Regions from separate parts of the Homo sapiens genome. Here region 1 is linked to region 2. A link is an interaction called in ENCODE POLR2A ChIA-PET data of the cell type or tissue named here. Cell type or tissue: OCI-LY7. All regions are shown on one strand. Each heading gives the region's core, and the rest is flanking DNA. Links, peaks and the distances in the headings are about the cores only. Region 1 holds the start of LOC124904606 (a long non-coding RNA gene). Region 2 overlaps PALM (paralemmin).

Evidence for each region. ChIA-PET counts read pairs that join two places held together with the same protein. Peaks named below come from ENCODE experiments on the same cell type or tissue, not always from the same donor. Only the 100,000 strongest peaks of a DNase experiment are listed, where the experiment ranks them.
Region 1: POLR2A ChIA-PET joins it to region 2 with 6 read pairs; 1 of 35 experiments calls an interaction of 5 or more read pairs at or near these places.

Annotation. Positions count from the first base shown.
Region 1 is chr19:377,035-387,323 of GRCh38, reverse strand. It overlaps LOC124904606 (a long non-coding RNA gene), which reads right to left and starts at 4,774. Exons shown (of 3, transcript XR_007067071.1): 1 at 4,743-4,774; 2 at 2,595-4,706; 3 at 643-2,200. RefSeq lists enhancers at 2,782-2,901, 2,463-2,989, 2,982-3,181, 2,990-3,516, 4,262-4,331 and 3 more. In OCI-LY7, for the core only: CTCF peaks have their summits at 3,014 and 3,222; DNase peaks (open chromatin) are centred at 2,253, 4,575 and 5,164; H3K4me3 peaks cover 1,885 bases; H3K27ac peaks cover 3,260 bases.
Region 2 is chr19:723,949-734,237 of GRCh38, reverse strand. It overlaps PALM (paralemmin), which reads right to left. Exons shown (of 9, transcript NM_002579.3): 2 at 8,049-8,100; 3 at 7,150-7,230; 4 at 6,544-6,674; 5 at 2,993-3,143; 6 at 44-65. Among named protein-coding and RNA genes, the nearest start is that of PALM, 20 kb to the right of the region's middle. In OCI-LY7, for the core only: CTCF peaks have their summits at 2,581 and 2,782; a DNase peak (open chromatin) is centred at 4,562; H3K27ac peaks cover 1,435 bases.

The sequences.
Region 1 (10,289 bases), core at 1,193-9,192, 350 kb after region 2:
GATATGCATCCACATAAACATCTCAATGCTTTACAAAGCAGTATTGCTGCCCGCAGGTCCCACCTCCAGCCCTAAGGCGGTTTTTCCCTATCTCAGTAGATGGAACGTACAATCGGGTTTTATACCGAGACATTCCATTGCCCAGGGAGGGGCAGGAGACAGATGCCTTCCTCTTGTCTCAACTGCAAGAGGCATTCCTTCCTTTTACTAATCCTCCTCAGCACAGACCCTTTACGGGTGTCGGGCTGGGGGACGGTCAGGTCTTTCCGTTCCCACGAGGCCATATTTCAGACTGTCACATGGGGAGAAACCTTGGACAATACCTGGCTTTCCTAGGCAGAGGACCCTGCGGCCTTCCGCAGTGTTTGTGTCCCTGGGTACTTGAGGTTAGGGAGTGGTGATGACTCTTAACGAGCATGCTGCCTTCAAGCATCTGTTTAACAAAGCACGTCTCGCACCGCCCTTAATCCATTCAACCCTGAGTGGACACAGCACATGTTTCAGAGAGCACGGGGTTGGGGGTGGGGTCACCGAATCTCAAGGCAGAAGAATTTTTCTTAGTACAGAACAAAATGGAGTCTCCCATGTCTACTTCTTTCTACACAGACACAGTAACAATCTGATCTCTCTTGCTTTTCCCCACATTTCCCCCTTTTCTTTTCGACAAAACCGCCATCGTCATCATGGCCCGTTCTCGATGGTCGCTGTCTCTTCGGAGCTGTTGGGTACACCTGCAGACTAACAACAGACAAAACAGGCACACAAGGATTAATATGAGATTTATAATCATAGAACTTCCGATGGTCGTAACCCAAGCGACAGGGTTAAGATTTGCGAGGCCATCAGCCACTCCTGCGATTGCCTCCATTCCTGGCACCAAATTTAAATGGGCTTTTGATGCTTCGAAAATTTGTTCTTTCAATTTGGAAATGTCTAAAGTGAGATTATCTTCTCTTCCCTGTAGATGGCGTCTAACTATGTCCTAGTGATGCTCAGACTCATTATAAATTTGGGGTGTAATACAAAAGTCTGACGTATTCCAGTCACACTGTAACTGGAAATAATGTTCTAAGCTCATGAGCCTGTCTCCCATCCAAATGACAGGTTGTCTAAGATCATTATTTGATTTGCCAATTTTTGATCAATACTAGATTGTGAATTCCATAATCTTGTAGAATTTTTTTGCCAATCATTAAAAGTTTACCGACTGAACAGAAGAGTGCAATGCAACTCCTGCTACAGCAGCCGTAGCTGTGACTGCAATTAATCCCATAATCACTGCAATTAAAGTAAAAATGAATCTTTTGGATCTATTTAAAACGCCTTTTAATACTTCAGTCAAAATACGGACGGATGGCAAGGCCTCCTGCGGTCAGTCCGTGGACACGGGGACCCACACGCCCTCTCTTGCCCTCCCCAGCAGAATACGGTGTTGCCAATTAAAAGTCAAATCAATGCAAGTAAACAATCTGCAGTTTTCACAGGTTATAGTTTGAGAGTCTGGTTTAATAACTATATTTCCTACAACTAGCATATAAGGGGGGGCTTTACGCAACTTTGTAAAGGAACCGTTGGACTGGAATTTAGGTGGATAGTATAAAATGGCTTACAATCTCTTGTTTCTAAAGTTTGATTTCCAGACCAAATTCTAATGTGGTGTGAGGCCACAGTAAGCCTCCATAATTCTGGATGTTCAGGACCAGAAACAGGACTTATTATTTTTGGTCTTGGGGTAGAGATTCCTTTTTCTCCCCATACCCAAGGGTAGAAAGACTGTAATTTTTTATGCTTATGTTTGTCTAGAGTTTCTGTTAAGTCGCTATCAACAGCTGGACTCACTTGTGCACTTGGACACGACCGAGTTTGTCCTGAGCAACTGTGGTAGAATTGACTCGAGGTGCCCAATCTATAATAGTTCCGAATTCATTGTTTTGTAATATCACCGCACTATTGGCCACACATTCTTTCCAAACTAAAACTTCTGTATTTTTTGATCCTTTGGGAATTTCCTTGGGGCAAGGTTTCCCTATAGGTCTAAATTTTAATGATCTTTGATAAGAAAAGTCTTGTAAATAATTTACCCGTGGCCTGAGTGACATCCCGCTTACCATGTGATAAGTGAATCTACTGATGGGACTGACAGTAGGTACTTCCACCAACCAATTTTGGACTGTAGGCATTAAACATCCTGGTGCTTTCCCTAGGCAAATAGGAGGATAACGATAACTATGTTTGCCGACGTGACCTCAGTGACACAAAGAAACCTTCTGCCCCCACCTCCCTCCCAGTCACAGCTCACCAGGCGCCTTCTGCCCCCACCTCCCTCCCAGTCACAGCTCACCAGGCGCCTTCTGCCCCCACCTCCCTCCCGGTCACAGCTCACCAGGCGCCTTCTGCCCCCACCTCCCTCTCAGTCACAGCTCACCAGGCGCCTTCTGCCCCCACCTCCCTCCCACTTCATCAGTTCCAGGGAGCTTTCTTTCAAAATGATACTACTTTTCTTGAAAGTTCGCAATTATTTCAAAACAACAACACAAACAAAGCCAGAAAGGCATGCAAACAAACAGCAGTGAGAACAAAACAAGGTTACTAACCAGCTCCTATGCTCTGCCCCAGGCTTGGGCCTGCTCTCTCTCTGTAAAAACCATTGACAATGCTGGGGACAGTTGAACTTTCATTTGCACCAAGCTGCGACTTTCCCCTTGGGGTAGCCAGGACTGGCCCTGAAGGAAAAGGGAAGTAATTTCTCATCACAGTATTTGGTGTTCTGTAGTCTGGGCCTTGTGTTGCTGGCGGCACCTGGAGGGCACCGCTCCGAGCCCCTCCTCTGGGAAACAGGCTGTGAATTGTGGATGACACCGCGGGTCACTGTGCGAGGGAAGAGCACGGTTGTGCCTGTACCCAGGGGAAAGCCCGGCCCCACCCGTCACCCTCGTCCAGTGACATCTGTGGGATTTCTCCTCAGCCACGACCAAGGCTGTTCTGTTCCCACCCAACACTGCGAGAGCAGGCCCGGAGGGAGGTGGCAGCGAATGATCTAGGTTCTGCGGGAGCTGACGTGGGTTCGCGCCCGGTGCAATCCCGGGCCAATGCACTGCCTCTCTGAGCTCGTTTTCTCCTTGGTGAAACGAGGGTGGTAATGGGGAAAGCCGCCCTCGCAGGACAGGCTGTGGGGACGATTCGGTTCGGGAGCCCTCGGTCCAGGGTTAATCCTGGCGAGGGGAGACCAACTGCCCTTGACTGCGGCGGCAGCTGGTGGTCGCCTGTGGTATTGCTGCCTCCTCGCCGGGGGCCGCGGGCCGTCACTCACTCTCGAGGCTTCCTGGAATTCTCTTCTGCACTTTGGGAGGCCGAGGCGGGCGGATCACTTGAGGACGGGAGTTCGAGACCAGCCTGACCAACACGGAGAAACCCCAACTCTACTAAAAATACAATTAGCCAGGCGTGGTGGCGCGCGCCTGTAATCCCAGCTACTCCGGAGGCTGAAGTAGGAGAAATGCTTGAACCCAAGAGGCGGAGGTTGCGGCGAGCCGAGGTCGCACCACTGCACTCCAGCCTGGGCAACACGAGCGAAACTCCATCTCAAAAGAAAGAAAGAAAGAAAGAAGTTCTGTTCTGAATGCTGCTGGAAGTCCAGGCATGAACAAGATAAATCACAGTCTCCACCCTATTGGAGCACATATGCTAATGAGATAAAAAGACAATAAATATGTAAAAAGTCAACACAAAGCAAGATCATGATACATGCAACTAAGCAAACAAACTCCCCATAGATTTAGGTAGAAAAATGAGGGGGCCCTACTTTAGACGAGGTGATTGGGGAAGGCTTTTTGGAGGAGGTGATATTTAAGGAGAATCTGGAAGGAGTCATGCCCCTGAATTGGGAGGGGGTTACTGAGCCCCGAACTGAGCTGGCGTGTGCAGCAGAAAGGCCCGCGTGGCTATGAGAGCAGGCCTGAGAGAGGGACAGGGGAGGGGACTAGCCTGGCGGGCCTGGGGAGGGAGCCAGGCAGCAGGGGGTCTCCATCCTGAAGTAGAAGTGCTGGGGGCCCACACCCCCGACTTGGGTGGCTCTGACCACTGGGAACAGGAGAAGGGTGTGCTTCCGTTGTGCGTTGCTGCATGACACGCAGCCCGGCCAGCAGTTGACGGCGGGCATTCGTCACTCTTCGTGATTCTGCGTTCTGCGCTAGGACATGACCTCACTAGGCAACAGGAACTTTCCAGCTCCGTCACAATCTTACACAGCTGTTGTGGACCGAAACGAGGTATGCTGCTGAAGCTGTAATAGGTGCTCAGCAGAATCAGCCATGCCTTCCCTCTGTAGGCTTAATCTGGAGTTGTTTCAAAACGAATCTGCCATTTTAGAGACTGGCGAGAGTGAATTTGAATGCGACTTCTTCCCCTTTCTCCTCTCTCTCCTCCCTCCGTTTTCTTTTGCAAGGACCTTAGGGGCATAAAATTAGGTGAACCATAATTATTTCCATCCACCCATTCATTTACCCATTCACGATTCAACCATGAGCTCATTACCCAACTGGAGAATAGGAATGTGATCAACCACTTCCTGCCACAGCCCCAGCAACAGCAACACCTAATACATCTGCTTATGAATCACCACGGTTCTGCTCCACCTCCTACATCAGCTCATCACCACGGTTCTGCCCCACCTCCTACATCTGCTCATCACCACGGTTCTGCTCCACCTCCTACATCTGCTCATCACCACGGTTCTGCTCCACCTCCTACATCTGCTCATCAATCACCACGGTTCTGCTCCACCTCCTACATCTGCTCATCACCACGATTCTGCTCCACCTCCTACATCTGCTCATCACCACGGTTCTGCTCCACCTCCTACATCTGCTCATCACCACGGTTCTGCTCCACCTCCTACATCTGCTCATCACCACGGTTCTGCTCCACCTCCTACATCTGCTCATCAATCACCACGGTTCTGCTCCACCTCCTACATCTGCTCATCACCACGATTCTGCTCCACCTCCTACATCTGCTCATCACCACGGTTCTGCTCCACCTCCTACATCTGCTCATCACCACGGTTCTGCTCCACCCCCTACATCTGCTCATCACCACGGTTCTGCCCCACCCCCTACATCTGCTCATCACCACGGTTCTGCTCCACCTCCTACATCTGCTCATCAATCACCACAGTTCTGCCCCACGTCCTACATCTGCTCATCACCACGGTTCTGCCCCACCACCTACATCTGCTCATCAATCACCACGGTTCTGCTCCACCTCCTACATCAGCTCATCACCACGGTTCTGCCCCACCTCCTACATCTGCTCATCACCACGGTTCTGCTCCACCTCCTACATCTGCTCATCACCACGGTTCTGCCCCACCTCCTACATCTGCTCATCACCACGGTTCTGCTCCACCTCCTACATCTGCTTATCAATCACCACGATTCTGCTCCACCTCCTACATCTGCTCATCACCACGGTTCTGCTCCACCTCTTACATCTGCTTATCAATCACCACGATTCTGCTCCACCTCCTACATCTGCTCATCACCACGGTTCTGCCCCACCCCCTACATCTGCTCATCACCACGGTTCTGCTCCACCTCCTACATCTGCTTATCAATCACCACGGTTCTGCTCCACCTCCTACATCTGCTCATCAATCACCACGGTTCTGCTCCACCTCCTACATCTGCTCATCAATCACCACGGTTCTGCTCCACCTCCTACATCTGCTCATCACCACGGTTCTGCTCCACATCCTACATCAGCTCATCACCACGGTTCTGCCCCACCTCCTACATCTGCTCATCACCACGGTTCTGCTCCACCTCCTACATCTGCTCATCACCACGGTTCTGCTCCACCTCCTACATCTGCTCATCAATCACCATGGTTCTGCTCCACCTCCTACATCTGCTCATCAATCACCACGGTTCTGCTCCACCTCCTACATCTGCTCATCAATCACCACGGTTCTGCTCCACCTCCTACATCTGCTCATCACCACGGTTCTGCCCCACCTCCTACATCTGCTCATCAATCACCACGGTTCTGCTCCACCTCCTACATCTGCTCATCAATCACCACGGTTCTGCTCCACCTCCTACATCTGCTCATCAATCACCACGGTTCTGCTCCACCTCCTACATCTGCTCATCACCACGGTTCTGCTCCACCTCCTACATCTGCTTATCAATCACCACGGTTCTGCTCCACCTCCTACATCTGCTCATCACCACGGTTCTGCTCCACCTCCTACATCTGCTTATCAATCACCACGATTCTGCTCCACCTCCTACATCTGCTCATCACCACGGTTCTGCTCCACCTCCTACATCTGCTTATCAATCACCACGATTCTGCTCCACCTCCTACATCTGCTCATCACCACGGTTCTGCCCCACCCCCTACATCTGCTCATCACCACGGTTCTGCTCCACCTCCTACATCTGCTTATCAATCACCACGGTTCTGCTCCACCTCCTACATCTGCTCATCAATCACCACGGTTCTGCCCCACGTCCTACATCTGCTCATCACCAGGGTTCTGCTCTTTTTTTTTTTTTTTGAGAGGAGTCTCACTCTGTAACCCAGGCCGCAGTGCAGTGGCAGGATCTTGGCTCACTGCAAACTCCGCCTCCTGGGTTCAAGTCATTCTCCTGCCTCAGCCTCCTAAGTAGCTGAGATTACAGACGCCCGCCACCACGCCCAGCTAAGTTTTTGTATTTTTAGTAGAGACGGGGTTCACCATGCTGGCCAGGATGGTCTCTATCTCTTGGCGTTGTGATCCGCCTGCCTTGGCCTCCCAAAGTGCTGGGATTACAGGCGTGAGTCACCGCACCCAGCCAGCACTCATCTATTTTCTTATTCATTTATAGGAGCTATTTATTCATGGTGGGTACTAATCAATTATAGATGTGACAGATGCTGCATTCCCATTCGTGGCTTCTGTTTCCACTTTTTTGAGGAGTCCTGAACATGAGGCTTCAGTTTAATATGGCCGACTTATTGGTCGTGTATGATTAGCACTCTACATGTCTTGTTAAAAAAATTACTCCCTACATGGAGCGCAAAAGCATGGTCACATTCATTTTTTTCTGTAAGTTTTGAAGTTGTGTTTCAGCTTTCACGTATCCACTGAGGGCTGTTGTGTGTGGTATGAGGTAGGTGTCACAGAAGGAATAGTGATCCCCAACGGTGTCCACATCCTCGTCCCTGGAACCTGGTGTGAAACTGGTGATATGGATGGGAGTTACCCAACGCAACAGTCGAGAGACCAGGTAAAAAGCATTCAGATGCACGCGCCTGCCCAGGACGGCGTCACAGGCCAGCGCCCGAAACCGCCTGCCGTGACCCTAAAGCCAATTTGACCTGGGAGCTGTGGAGGTGACCTCAGCTAAATGAAGACGCCTTCTGCCGCCACCTCCCTCCCAGTCACAGCTCACCAGGTCCCTTCTGCCCCCACCTCCCTCCCAGTCACAGCTCACCAGCTCCCAAAGCTTCCAGTTCTTGCGAGCTTTCTTTCGAAATGATTCGCAACATTGTTCCTTCTAGTAAAAGCCCCAACCTGCTGCAGATATACCGAAGACCTCCCGGTCTGTGTACAGGCCCGAAATTGCAATTCTGTTTTTTTTGGTTTTTTTTTGTTTGTTTTTTGTTTTGAGACGGAGTCTCGCCCTGTCGCCCAGGCTGGGGTGCAGAGTGGCGTGATCTCGGCTCACTGCAACCTCCACCTCCCAGATTCACACCATTCTCCTGCCTCAGCCTCCCGAGTAGCTGGGACTACAGGCGCCCGCCACCACGCCCGGCTAATTTTTGTATTTTTAGTAGAGACGGGGTTTCACCGTGTTAGCCAGGATGGTCTCGATCTCCTGACGTCATGATCCGCTCGCCTCAGCCTCCCAAAGTGCTGGGATGACAGGCATGAGCCACCGCGCCAGGTCTCAATTCTGTTTTTATGTATTTTCCCAAACAAAATGTCTTACGTAAAAATGCCTCTCTATGTGCTCGTTTGAGTTTGACACTGGGAGCATGTTATTTTATGTGGCAAAATGGACTTCGCAGGTGGGACTGGGGTTGCAGACGTGGAGGGTCAGAGCACCTGGCTTATCCAGGCTGACCTTCAATCACCTGTTTCCGTAATAACCAAACGGGTTTCCCAGCCCTGCTCAGAGATGAGTGCCAGTGGAGCATCCATGTGAGGGGGCTTGACTGGCCGTTGCTGGCTTTGAAAATGGAGCGAGGGGCCAGGACTGAGAAGAGCGGTGGCCTCTGGGTGCTGGGGGGCCCCCAGCTGACACACACAGCAACGCTGGGAAGGGCCCCCGGCTGACACACACAGCAAGAACGCAGATCTCAGTCCTACGACCACAAGGCACTGAATTCTGTGGCCACCAAATGAGCAGGAGACGGGCCTTCCTCTGAAGGCTGCAGGAACCAGCCCTGCCCACACCGTGGCTTGAGTCCAGTGAGATCCATGTTGGGCTTCTGAGCCCAGGGCGGCCAGGTAATCGCTCAGTGTTGCTGGAGCCTCTGCTTGTGATATGTGTTAAGGCGGCCACAGCAGAGAGGAACACAGTAGGGACCTGGTTTATTTTCTGCCAGGCGGACGCCCCAGGTCCGGGCAGTCAGAACCCCACACATCCCACAGCCCGGTCCCCGTCCCCCTCTATTTTCTGCTCAAAGCAACATCACACAACATTCAGAAATCATGCACTTCCTTGGCTGTGAACGTCTTGCTTTTCCACAGGATGTTGGAGCAGACGTGGACCCTCCAACTCTCCCCCGAGTGCGGGCAGAGTTCTGCTGTCCCCGCGCGCTCCTGAGCTCCTCCGGCTCCTGCCGTAGAGACATCCAGCCCTGACTCCCCCGAGAAGGTGCCGGGTGCAGCTCCACCAGCCGCGTGGCCCTGGGAGCTTCCCCATGACCCTGGAGCGCTCATCTGCCTCTCCTCTCCACAACGGGCTGCCATGAGGGCTAAACGCGCTGCAGCCTGGGTGCTGCCTGGGTGCTGAGAGCCGGAGGCTGCCAGACCCCCAACCGCGCCTCCCTGGAGTAGGGTTAGGGAGCAGCCTCGGGGTGCGGCGCCCTGCTCTGAACGAGGTCTCCTGGAAACACTGCAGTGGCCACAGGCCCTCCAGCGGCAACAATGCCTAACTCATCTCTTTGTGAAAGGCACCCGCAGATCTTGATCCAGTTTAACTTAAGAGAGAAAAGTAAATCATTGAGTGCAAGGTAAGGGTTTACGAGACTTCCGGCCAAGAAAGGGGATTTTCCCATGGCCTCCTTGATGGGACCGGATCCTCCCCGGGGCCCTTCTGCCTGGAGTCCTCCGAGAGACCCCTTTCCTGACAGAGGTGGTGGTGAGGCTGCGTCTGGGAGCAGAGCATCAGGGAGATGGGATGGGAGCTGGAGAGGGCTTTGTGTGTGTCGATGAACTGGGTCTCTTGCGTGCCGAGTGGTCACCATGCCCGGAGGGCCGGCCCCACGCTGGTGGCAGGGGTGAGGGACAGAGCAGTCCTCGGGGTGGGCTAGCACTGGGTGGGGGTAGGGGTGGGGGTCCTAGGCCTGGGAGCCCAGAAAGGGGAGGGATGGTCAGGGACTCTCCCTGCGTGGGGGACCGACAGGCTTGAGTCTTCAATGATGAGTAGAAAACCACCAAGCACAGAAGGGTGAAAGGCTGGGTGGGGGCACACAGCACAGAGGGGGAGAGGCTGGGTGGGGCACAGAGGGGGAGAGGCTGGGTGGGGCACAGAGGGGGAGAGGCTGGGTGGGGCACAGAGGGGGAGAGGCTGGGTGGGGCACAGAGGGGGAGAGGCTGGGTGGGGGCACAGAGGGGGAGAGGCTGGGTGGGGGCACAGAGGGGGAGAGGCTGGGTGGGGCACAGAGGGGGAGAGGCTGGGTGGGGCACAGGGGGGAGAGGCTGGGTGGGGCACAGAGGGGGAGAGGCTGGGTGGGGCACAGAGGGGGAGAGGCTGGGTGGGGCACAGGGGGGAGAGGCTGGGTGGGGGCACAGAGGGGGAGAGGCTGGGTGGGGCACAGGGGGGGGAGAGGCTGGGTGGGGCACAGAGGGGGAGAGGCTGGGTGGGGCACAGAGGGGGAGAGGCTGGGTGGGGCACAGGGGGGAGAGGCTGGGTGGGGCACAGAGGGGGAGAGGCTGGGTGGGGCACAGAGGGGGAGAGGCTGGGTGGGGGCACAGAGGGGGAGAGGCTGGGTGGGGCACAGGGGGGAGAGGCTGGGTGGGGCACAGGGGGGAGAGGCTGGGTGGGGCACAGAGGGGGAGAGGCTGGGTGGGG
Region 2 (10,289 bases), core at 933-8,932:
CAGAGTGCGCCGAGGCCCCACGAGTTCCTTCCAGAGGTCCTACCTTTGGGCGTGCCCACCGGCGTCTGCAAGAAAGAAGAGAGAAGGGTCAGGGGCGTCAGCATCCCCGGGAAGAGGAAGGGGAGCCATGGGGTCAGGAGCCTGGGGAGGGCATGGCACAGTGGGTGACGTCATACGCACCCGCTTCTCATCCTATCCTCTTGGGACTCTGGCCAGAAACACAGAGGTCATCTTTCTTTTTTCTTTTTATTGAGATGGAGTTTCGCTCTTGTCGCCCAGGCCGGAGTGCAATGGGGCAATCTTGGCTCACTGCAACTTCCGCCTCCTGGGTTCAAGCGATTCTCGTGCCTCAGCCTCCCCAGTAGCTGGGGTTACAGGCCTGCGTCATCGCACCTGGCTAATTTTGTATTTTTAGTAGAGACGGGGTTTCTCCATGTTGGCCAGGCTGGTTTCGATCCCCTGACCTCAGGTGATCCACCCACCTCGGCCTCCCAAAGTGCCGGGATTACAGGCTGAGCCACCACGTCCGCTCCATCTCATTTCTTCCCTCCCTCCCCACATACCCCCGCATCAGCGGCTCCCGCAGGCCACCCTGAATCCAGCCGGCTCCTCCGTGCCCCCTCCAGTCTCGTCCACTCCTGCTCTCAAGCGATCCTCCTCCCTTGGCCTCCTGGGAGCCACTGTGCGAGGCTCAGGGTCTAGTGTCGCCTGTCTGAACCCGTTCTGCCCTGCATGGTCAGACCCTGCACACAGGCCCCTCTCCCTGAACTGTGCCCTGGCATCCCTGGTCTTCTTGCTGTTTCTGGGACACACTCCTGTCTCAGGGCTGTGGTGTCTGATGCTCCCTCAGTGCACTCTTCCCTCATCACGTCACTGGGTGTGCCCGTCAGGAAGGCAGGGGCCGTGCATGTGTATTGCTGAGTCTCCCATGACAGCACTAGTCCATGCTCAAACAACCTTCAGGGAAAAGCACCTGGAGAACTCCTATTCAACCTTCAAAACCCACTTCCTTGGCTGGGCACGGTGGCTCATGCCTCTAATCCCAGCACTTTGGGAGGCCGAGGCGGGCGGATCACCTGAGGTCAGGAGTTCGAGACCAGCCTGACCAACATGGCCAAACCCTGTCTCTACTAAAAATACAAAATTAGCTGGGCGTGGTGGCGGGCGCCTGCAATCCCAGATACTTAGGAGGCTAAGGCAGGAGAATCACTTGAACCCAGGAGGTAGAGGTTGCTGAAATCGTGCCATTGCACTCCAGCCTGGGTAACAAGAGTGAAACTCTGTCTCAAAAAAAAAAACACAAAAAAACCACCCCACGTCCTCCAGGTCGCCTGCCCAGCCCTCCCACGAAACCCACATCCTCCAGGTCGCCTGCCCAGCCCTCCCACGAATGAGGCACTTCCTTGGGGATTCCACAGCGCCCTGGGCTTCCCACCTCTTCGGCCTGACCACCCTCCCTGGGTGGTCCCCAATACACGCCATCTTCCCACCTGACGTGAGCTCAGTGAGGTCCAGGACTGTGCCCAGAACCAGGTTTTTTTTTTTAGAAAGAATCTTGCTCTGTCTCCCAGGCTGGAGTGTAGTGGCGTGATCTCAGCTCACTGCAACCTCTGCCCCCTGGGTACAAGTGATTCTCAGCCTCAGCCTCCCGAGCAGCTGAGATTACAGGTGCCGGCCACGACATCTGGTTAATTTTTGTATTTTTAGTAGATATGGGGTTTTATCATGTTGGTCAGGCTGGTCTTGAACTCCTGACCTCAAATGATGTGCCTGCCTCGGCCTCCCAAAGTGCTGCGATTACAGGCGTGAGCCACTAAGCCCGGCCAAGGGTCTGGTTTTAACATCGTCTGGCTTAGATGGCAGATGCCAGAATTAACAGCCGACTCCACTAAGGACCACTCAGCTGTGTGGCCTTGAGCCAGCCTCTCTGCCTCTGTGGGCTGCGATTTTTACTTCCATCACACGGGGATACTGTTCCCACAGGAAGGGCTTTCAGGAGCCTTGGCCACATGAAACAGATGCAGGTGATCGATAGAAACCATGAAAACCCCAGCCTGGACAGCAGAGACCCCGTTTCTACCAAAAATACAGAAATTAGCCGGGCGTGGTGGTGCGTGCCTGTGGTCCCAGCTACTCGGGAGGCGGAGGCAGGAGGATCGCTGGAGCTGGGGAAGTCGAGGCTGCAGTGAGCTGTGATTGTGCCACTGCACTCTGGCTGGCCTGGGTGACAGAGTGAGACCCTGTGTCAAAAACAAACACAGAAACAAAATAACCAGGCCAAGTAAGGTGACTCATGCGTGTAATCCCAGCAATTTGGGAGGCCGAGGTTGGGTGGATCACCTGAGGTCAGGAGTTTGGGACCAGCCTGGCCAACATGGGGAAACCTCATCTCTACTAAAAATACAAAAAAATTAGCCGGGTATGGTGGCAGGCGCCTGTAGTCCCAGCTACTTGGGAGGCTGAGGCAGGAGAATTGCTTGAACCTGGGAGGTGGAGGTTGCAGACTGTACCACTACACTCCAGCCTGGGCAACAGAACGAGTCTCAAAAAACAACAAAAGCAAAAAAACACTATGACCACACCCACCAGCACCGGGTCTCCTGCTGCTCCCTGAGCCCTTCTGACGCCCCCAGGCGGGTCTCCTGCTTCCCTGAGCCCTTCTGATGCCCCCAGGTGGGTCTCCTGCTTCCCTGAGCCCTTCTGATGCCCCCAGGTGGGTCTCCTGCTTCCCTGAGTCCTTCTGATGCCCCCAGCGGTGGCTGCTCTGATTACTCCCCCATCTTACAGATGGGGAAACCGAGGCCCAGCAAGGCGAAACCACGTGTCCCGGCTCACACAGCTGGGAAGTGGCTCCGGTGAGCTGGAAATCAAGTGCCTGGCTCTAGTCTGTGCCTGTCCCCTCAGCTACGCTGACATGGAAGGGCTGGGGCCTCGCTCTGGGGCCAGCGGGAGTGGGTGCCTGGGGATCCGCTCCCCCCAGTCACCCCCTTACCTGCTGTGAATTCATCACCACCTCTGTCTTGCGCTCCTCCTTGGCTGGACTCGGGGCTGGGGCCCGGACTGGGCTCGGGGCCGCCGCGTTCTCCTTGGCAGTGGCTGGGGCGGAGTCTCCACGCTCCAGCACCTCAATTTCCTTCTCCAACCTGGGGAGAGGGTGTGCCTGTGAGGGTGACTCCTGCATCCCCGGTGGGGCTCTGGGCACCTTCTGTACGACAGCTCCCCAGTGTCTTTTTTTTGAGACAGATTCTCGCTCTTGTTGCCCAGGCTGGAGTGCAATGGCGTGATCTTGGCTCGCTGCAACCTCCACCTCCCGGGTTCAAGTGATCCTCCTGCCTCAGGGTCTCGAGTAGCTGGGATTACAGGCGTGCACCACCACACCCAGCTAATTTTTTGTATTTTTAGCAGAGACAGGGTTTCACCATGTTGGCCAGGCTGGTCTTGAACTCCCGACCTCAGGTGATCTGCCCGCCTCATCCTCCCAAAGTGCTGGGATTCCAGGCGTGACCCACCGCACTCGGCCTAGCTCTCTGAATTTAAGGCTCCCAGGCAGCCCCAAGAGGCATCGTGCTCTTTCATGATGGGGGAAACTGAGGCACGGAGTGCAAAAGCCACATGGCCAGCAGGTAGCAGAGGCGGGATCCAAACCAGGGCTGACTCCCTGTGTCCCCTGACCCCTGGCCTGCGCTGTTTATGTCACTGTCTGTATCAAATGAACTCTCCTTTCCCGCTCAAATTTGCACATTTTAACAGGAAACTTTATCTCACCAGGGAAACTGGAAAAACCATGTCACTTTCCAAGTATTAGAAGAGATAACGGGACAAGCAGATCCAGGAAAACAAAACCGGGATATGAAATCCCAGCCCCGGGGTCTGGCAAGGGCGGGCGACATTCACGGCAGCTCAGCCTCAGCCTGAGGACAGGACAGACGAGGGCTGAGTGCGTAAGTCTAACAAGGTGGGCCCAGGCTGACAGGTTGGACACAGAGCCAGACTTGTGTCCCCTCCAACCAGAAGAGGGGTCCAGCCCACAGCCGCCTGGAGGGCTTCCTGCAGGAGGTGTCTGGGAGCCCACAGTCAGCCTGGAGGGCTTCCTGCAGGAGGTGCCTGGGCAGAGCCCCTGAGCAGGCAGAAGGTGGGTAGTGGAGACCCAGAGCAGCTCAGTTTCAGCACCTGAGAAGCAGGCTGCCCTGGGGAGGGGTGAAGCTGAAGCCTCTGAAAGCAAACTAGGCCTCAAGCCAGGTCTTCACCCTCCATCGAGGGGCCTGAGCCTGTGCCCACTAGGGCCGCGTGAAAAGAACACCAGTGTGCCCAGCCCCCACGGCCAGTAACTCCCACTGCCTTCGCCCAGGTGTCTGACCATCCACCTCTCTGCAGACAGGGCCAGGCCCGTCTCAGCCCCACCTCGGTCTGAACATCCCGTCCAGCCCAGGGACACAGCTGGTGCTTAATGTTTGCTGGAATTAAGATGCACAGTGGGGCCAGGCGCAGTGGCTCACACCTGTAATCCCAGCACTTTGGAAGGCAGAGGCGGGCGGATCAGCTGAGGTTGGGAGTTCGAGACCAGCCTAACCAACATGGTGAAACCCCGTCTCTACTAAAAATGCAAAATTAGCCAGGCGTGGCGGGCACCTGTAATCCCAGCTACTCAGAAGGCTGAGGCAGGAGAATGGCGTGAACCCGGGAGGCGGAGCTTGCAGTGAGCTGAGATCGCGCCACCGCACTCCAGCCTGGGCGACAGAGCGAGACTCCTTCTCAAAAAAAAAAAAAAAAAAAAAAAAAGACGCACCGTGGGATTTTTGCCTCCCTGGTTCACAGGTGAGGAAACTGAGGCCCAGGGAGTGGGTAACACTCGGCTCATTCCAAGGCCCCAAACCCACCAGAACTGCCCCACCCTGTCCATACCTTCCTTTTTTAGACAGATTCTCGCTCTGTCCCCCAGGCTGGAGTGCAGTGGCTTGATCTCGGCTCACTGAAACCTCCGCCTCCTGGGTTCAAGCAATTCTCCTGCCTCAGCCTCCCCAGTAGCTGGGATTACAGGCGCCCGCCACTAATCCACCTAATTTTTGCATTTTTAGTAGAGACTGGGTTTCGCCATCTTGGCCAGGCTGGTCTCAAATCTCTGACCTCAGGTGATCCTCCTGCCTCGGCCTCCCAAAGTGCTGGCATTACAGGTGTGAGCCCCACCCACGCCCAGCATGTCCATGCCTTTATTTTTATTTATTTATTTATTTTTTGAGACCCAGTCTCACTCTGTTGCCCAGGCCAGAGTGCAGCGGTGAGATCTTGGCTCACTGCAAGCTCCGCCTCCCGGGTTCACGCCATTCTCCTGCCTCAGTCTCATGAGTAGCTGGGACTACAGGTGCCCGCCACCACGCCTGGCTAATTTTTTTGTATTTTTAGTAGAGACGGGGTTTCACTGTGTTAGCCAGGATGGTCTCGATCTCCTGACCTCGTGATTCACCCACCTCGGTCTCCCAAAGTGCCAGGATTACAGGCTTGAGCCACCGCGCCTGGCCTTCTTCTGCCTCAGCCTCCGGAGTAGCTGGGATTACAGGCTGGGCACCACCACACCAGGCTAATTTTTGTATTTTTAGTAAAGATGGGGTTTCACGATGTTGGTCAGGTTGGTCTCGAACCTCTGATCTCAAGTGATCCTCCTGCCTCGGCTTCCCAAAGTGCTGGGATCAGGGGTGTGAACCACCGCACCCGGCCTGTCCATGCCTTTACACGCCCTGCCCAGGAGGGAAGTCCATCCCGAACACCCCCAACGTGCTTTCTTCAAAGCAAATGGGCAGAACTGGGCAGGGAGGGGCCCCCACGGGGTCAGAACCCAGCGTCTGGGAAGGGCCTGCGAGGTCCGTGTGATCCGGCCGGCCTCCCGCCTCTGGGCACCTTCCCTGGCCAGGGCAGACGTTTGGAATCTTGGTCGTCACTTCCCTCCACCCTGACCCTGCTGCCCCCGAGCACAGCCTGGGCCTCCCGCCCGCCGGAAACTCCAGGCCTTTGGTCCCAGCCCCCACAGGGATTGCCACTTTCCCCATCCTGTCCCCTTCCTGCCCCCGCCCGAGCTTCCTGCGGGCCCAGCTGCTCTGCATCCATCCCGTTCGAACCATGGGAGCGCTTGCCCGCCAGCTGGGCTGGCGCCAGGAAGCCCCCAGGGAGGCCAATGCCGGCAACACCCAGCTCCAGGGACCCACGAGCTCGACGTCACGTCCCCCGCTGGCCAGCTCCAGGGACCCAGGAGCTCGACGCCACGTCCCTCGCTGGCTCAAACGAGGGCGGTGGGAAGGGAAAGGGGTATCTCCCTGCCTGAGGCCACGCAGCCAGCCTCTGCCCCCAGCAAGCTGCCCCAGACCCAGGTGGATGCCCCAACCTGATCTGTCCCGTCCTGCGTCCCCCTCAAAGCATGTTGGGTCCTGGCCTGCCCGGTCCACGCATCTCCCTCAAAGCACACTGACGACTCTTCCCAGCCCACACCCTCCCGGGAGCCAGCGGCCCCCGAGGCCCCACCCAGCCCGGTGGCACCCACGCTGCAGCCCCCACCTGGACACCGAGTCCTCCAGCAGCCGTGTCTTCTGCTCGTCGTCCTGCATCTGCCTCCTCAGGTCCTCATCCCCCTCTGAGGCCGAGGACGGCGTCCCCTCCAGCAGCCAGCGCTCCCGCAGTGCCTTGGACTGAGCAGCAGGGATCCAGGTCAGAGTCGTGGGCAGGACCAGGGCCAGGGTTAAGACTTAAGACTGAGGTCAGGGTCAGGATCAGGGTCGGGGTTGAGGCAGGACCAAGGTTGGGGTCAGGGTTATGGTTGGGATCAGTGCTGAGGTCAGAATCACAATCGAGGTTGGGGGTCAGGGTCTGGGTCAGAGTCAAGGTCAGGGTCAGGATTGAGGTTGGGGTCAGGTCAGGGTCAGAGTCAGGACTGAGATCAGGGTCAGGGTCGGGGTCAGGGTCAGGTTGGGGTCAGGGTCGGGGTCAGGTTGGGGTCAGGGTCGGGGTCGGGGTCGGGGTCAGGGTCGGGGTCAGGGTCAGGGCTGGAGGCAGGGTCAGGGTCAGGTTGGGATTGGGGTCAGGGTCAGGGTTGGGCAGGAGTCCGGGGCCTCCGCCTCACAGCCGCCTGCACTCCCTGACCCTGGGTCCCTGCCCCGCTCGTACCTTCAGGTGCTGCAGCTGCCTCCGCTCGTCCTCCAGCTGCCGGCGCTTGTTCTCGATCTCCGCCTGCCGCTTCCGCTTCTCCTGTGGGGAGGGCCGGGTGGGGTCAGGGATGGGCGTGGGGGTCCCGGAGACCCCCCCACCCCCACACAAGGCTCTGCCCAGCCCGATCCTGCTTCCTCTGTCCGGGGATCCTCGTGGCCCACTGGCTTCCAGGTGACAGCGGATCGCACCACTGTACTCCAGCCCGGGACAGCAGCGCAAGACCCTGTCTCGAAAATCAATGACTGGCCGGGCACGGTGGCTCACGCCTGTAATCCCAGCACTTTGGGAGGCCAAGGCGGGAGGATCACTTGAGTTCAGGAGTTCAAGACCAGCCTGGCCAACATGGTGAAACCCCATCTCTACTAAAAATACAACAATTAGCCCAGCGTCGTGGCGGTCACTCATAATCCCAGCTACTCGAGAGGCTGAGGCAGGAGAGTCACTTGAACCCAGGAATCGGGCCACGTCACAGGAGGGTCGGGTCACAGAGAGGGGTCTGCGGACACCAAGAGGGCCTTCTTGGGCCAGAGGCCACCAAGATGGCACCAAAGCACATCTGTGCTCCCATCACCAAAGTTTATTTTCCTGCAGGACGAGGGCAGGGTTCCAGGGAATGCCAGCCTCAGTTTCCCCACCGACCCATCAGGCAGAGCGAGGCCGGGGGTCCAGGAGCTGCCGACTCAGGGGGTCTCCACTTCCATTCTCTGCGGGTCAGCAGGATCCAAGTTTCCCAAGCAAATAACTCACCACCCACCATGCCCTGGTTCCAGGTCCTAGGACAGGTCCAGGGCCCGAGACCCCAGGTCCCCCCACTTCCCCACCCTGACCACACCGTCTGCGGGGCGGCGGAAACTCACTGCGATGGCCTGCAGCCGCTCCTGCTGGGACGTGGTCTCTGCCGCCAGGACCCTGCGGGAGGGAGATAAGGTCAAGCTCTGGTTCACTGAGCCCTGCTGTCCGTCAGACGCGGTTCAAATCCCAGCTCTGCCTCTTCCCCTAGGGGTAACCAGGGCAAGGGATTTCATCTCTGAACCCCAGTTTCCCCTTCTGTAAAGTGGGGCCCTCCCTGCCCCCTCAGCGGCCAAGGAAGCCAGGACAGGAGGGGACGAGGCTCTGCCTAGCGACCAGGAAGGGTTTGGGGAGAAGGGGACATTGAGGCAGGGCCACCAAGGATACATAGGAGTTCACCAGGCATCAAAGGCCAGAGAAGGGTGTTTCGGGAAGAAGGAAGTGTATCACCTCCTGGCCCAGACCATAAGACAGATCAGGACAGTCCTCTCTGCACCCTCCTGCCCACCAAGACCTACTCTGCAGCCCCAGGAGGGGCAAACAGAGGATGAAAGACCCACCAGCCCCACCTCCCAAGCCTGGGCTTGCAAAAGCCCAGACAGGGAGACGAGCCTCCCAAGGACGCACAGCAAAGGATCCAAGTCCGGATTCAACCCCAGACTCGCTCTTATCCAATCATTGTGGTTTTGTTTGTTTTTTCAGATGGAGTCTTGCTGTCTCCCAGGCTGGAGTGCAGTGGCAGGATCTCAGCTCACTGCAGCCTCCGCCTCCTGGGTTCAAGCGATTCTCCTGCCTCAGCTTCCTGAGTAGCTGGGATGACAGGTGCCTGCCACCACGCCCGGCTAATTTTTGTATCTTTTAGTAGAGACAGGGGTTTCACCATGTTGGCCAGGCTGGTCTCGAACTCCTGACCTCAGGTGATCCGCCCGCCTTGGCCTCCCAAAGTGCTGGGATTACAGGCGTGAGCCACCGCGCCCGGCCCAATCATTGTCTTTTGAAAACAGCCCACCCAGTGCAGCTGTAGCCTCACCTCCCAGGGCTGGTATGTGGTAGGCGCTTAACAAATATCAGGGGGCAGCTGAGGCAGGCGGATCACTTGAGGTCAGGAGTTCGAGACCAGCCTGGCCAACATGGCAAAACCTTGTCTCCACCAAGAAATACAAAAATTAGCTGGGCGTGGAGGCTGAGGCACGAGAATTGCTCCCAACTACTCAGAAGGCTGAGGTGGGAGAATCACTTGAACCCGGGAGGTCGAGGCTGCAGTGAGCCGAGATCGCGCCACTGCCCTCCAGCGTGGGCAACAGAGTGAGACCCTGTCGCAAAACAAAACAAAAGCAAAACCACAGCTGCTCACGCCTGTAATTTTAGCACTTTGGGAGGCCGAGGTGGGAGGATTACTCCAGCCCAGGAGTTCGAGACCAGCCTAGGCAATCTAGTAAGACCCCATCTCTACCAAAAATAAAAATAAAAAATATTATCAAGGTGTGGTGGTGTGCGCCTGTAGTCCCAGCTACTCGGGAGGCTAAGGTGGGAGGACTGCTTGAGCCTGGGAGGTCCAGGGGGCAGTGAGCCATGACCCCACCACCCTACTCCAGCCTGGGCAGCAGCATGAGGCTCTGTCTCAAAAATGAATGAATGGCCGGGCGCAGTGGCTCACGCTTGTAATCCCAGCACTTTGGGAGGCTGAGGTGGGAGGATCACCTGAGGTCAGGAGTTCTAGACCAGCCTGCCCAACATGGTGAAACCCCCGTCTCTACTAAAAATACAAAAATTAGCCAGGCGTGGTGGTCGGCACCTGTAATCCCAGCTACTTGGAGGCCGAGACAGGAGAATGGCTTGAACCCAGGAGGCAGAGGTTGCATGAGCCGAGATCGCGCCACTGCACTCCAGCCTGGGCAACAGAGCAAGACTCCACCTCAAACAAACAAACAAACAATAAATGAATGAATGAATACCACTGTTGCCGGATACGCCTGAAGGGACCGGGCTTCAGGCTTCAAAGATACAGGGCCCTTTGTGGTGTGGGAAGGAGGTCCAGAAACCGAAGCCCTCGCCACCCCCACCAGGCACCCACCACACGCTCACTCGCCCAGGAAAGAACCGAGGAATTCTGTGGTTCTCTGACCTCCCCACAGCAACCTCGCCCTGCAGCTCCAGAAGCTGGTGCAGAGCCCCTCTCCTCATCTGTCTGCAGCCCCGTGGTTCACACGGAGTTCAGGGCACCCCCACCCCACTGCTTTCTCGCTTCCCCTCCCACCTGCTAGAAGAAGAGCTTTGCCACCCAAACCCTCCCCTCCCCTCCCTGGTCT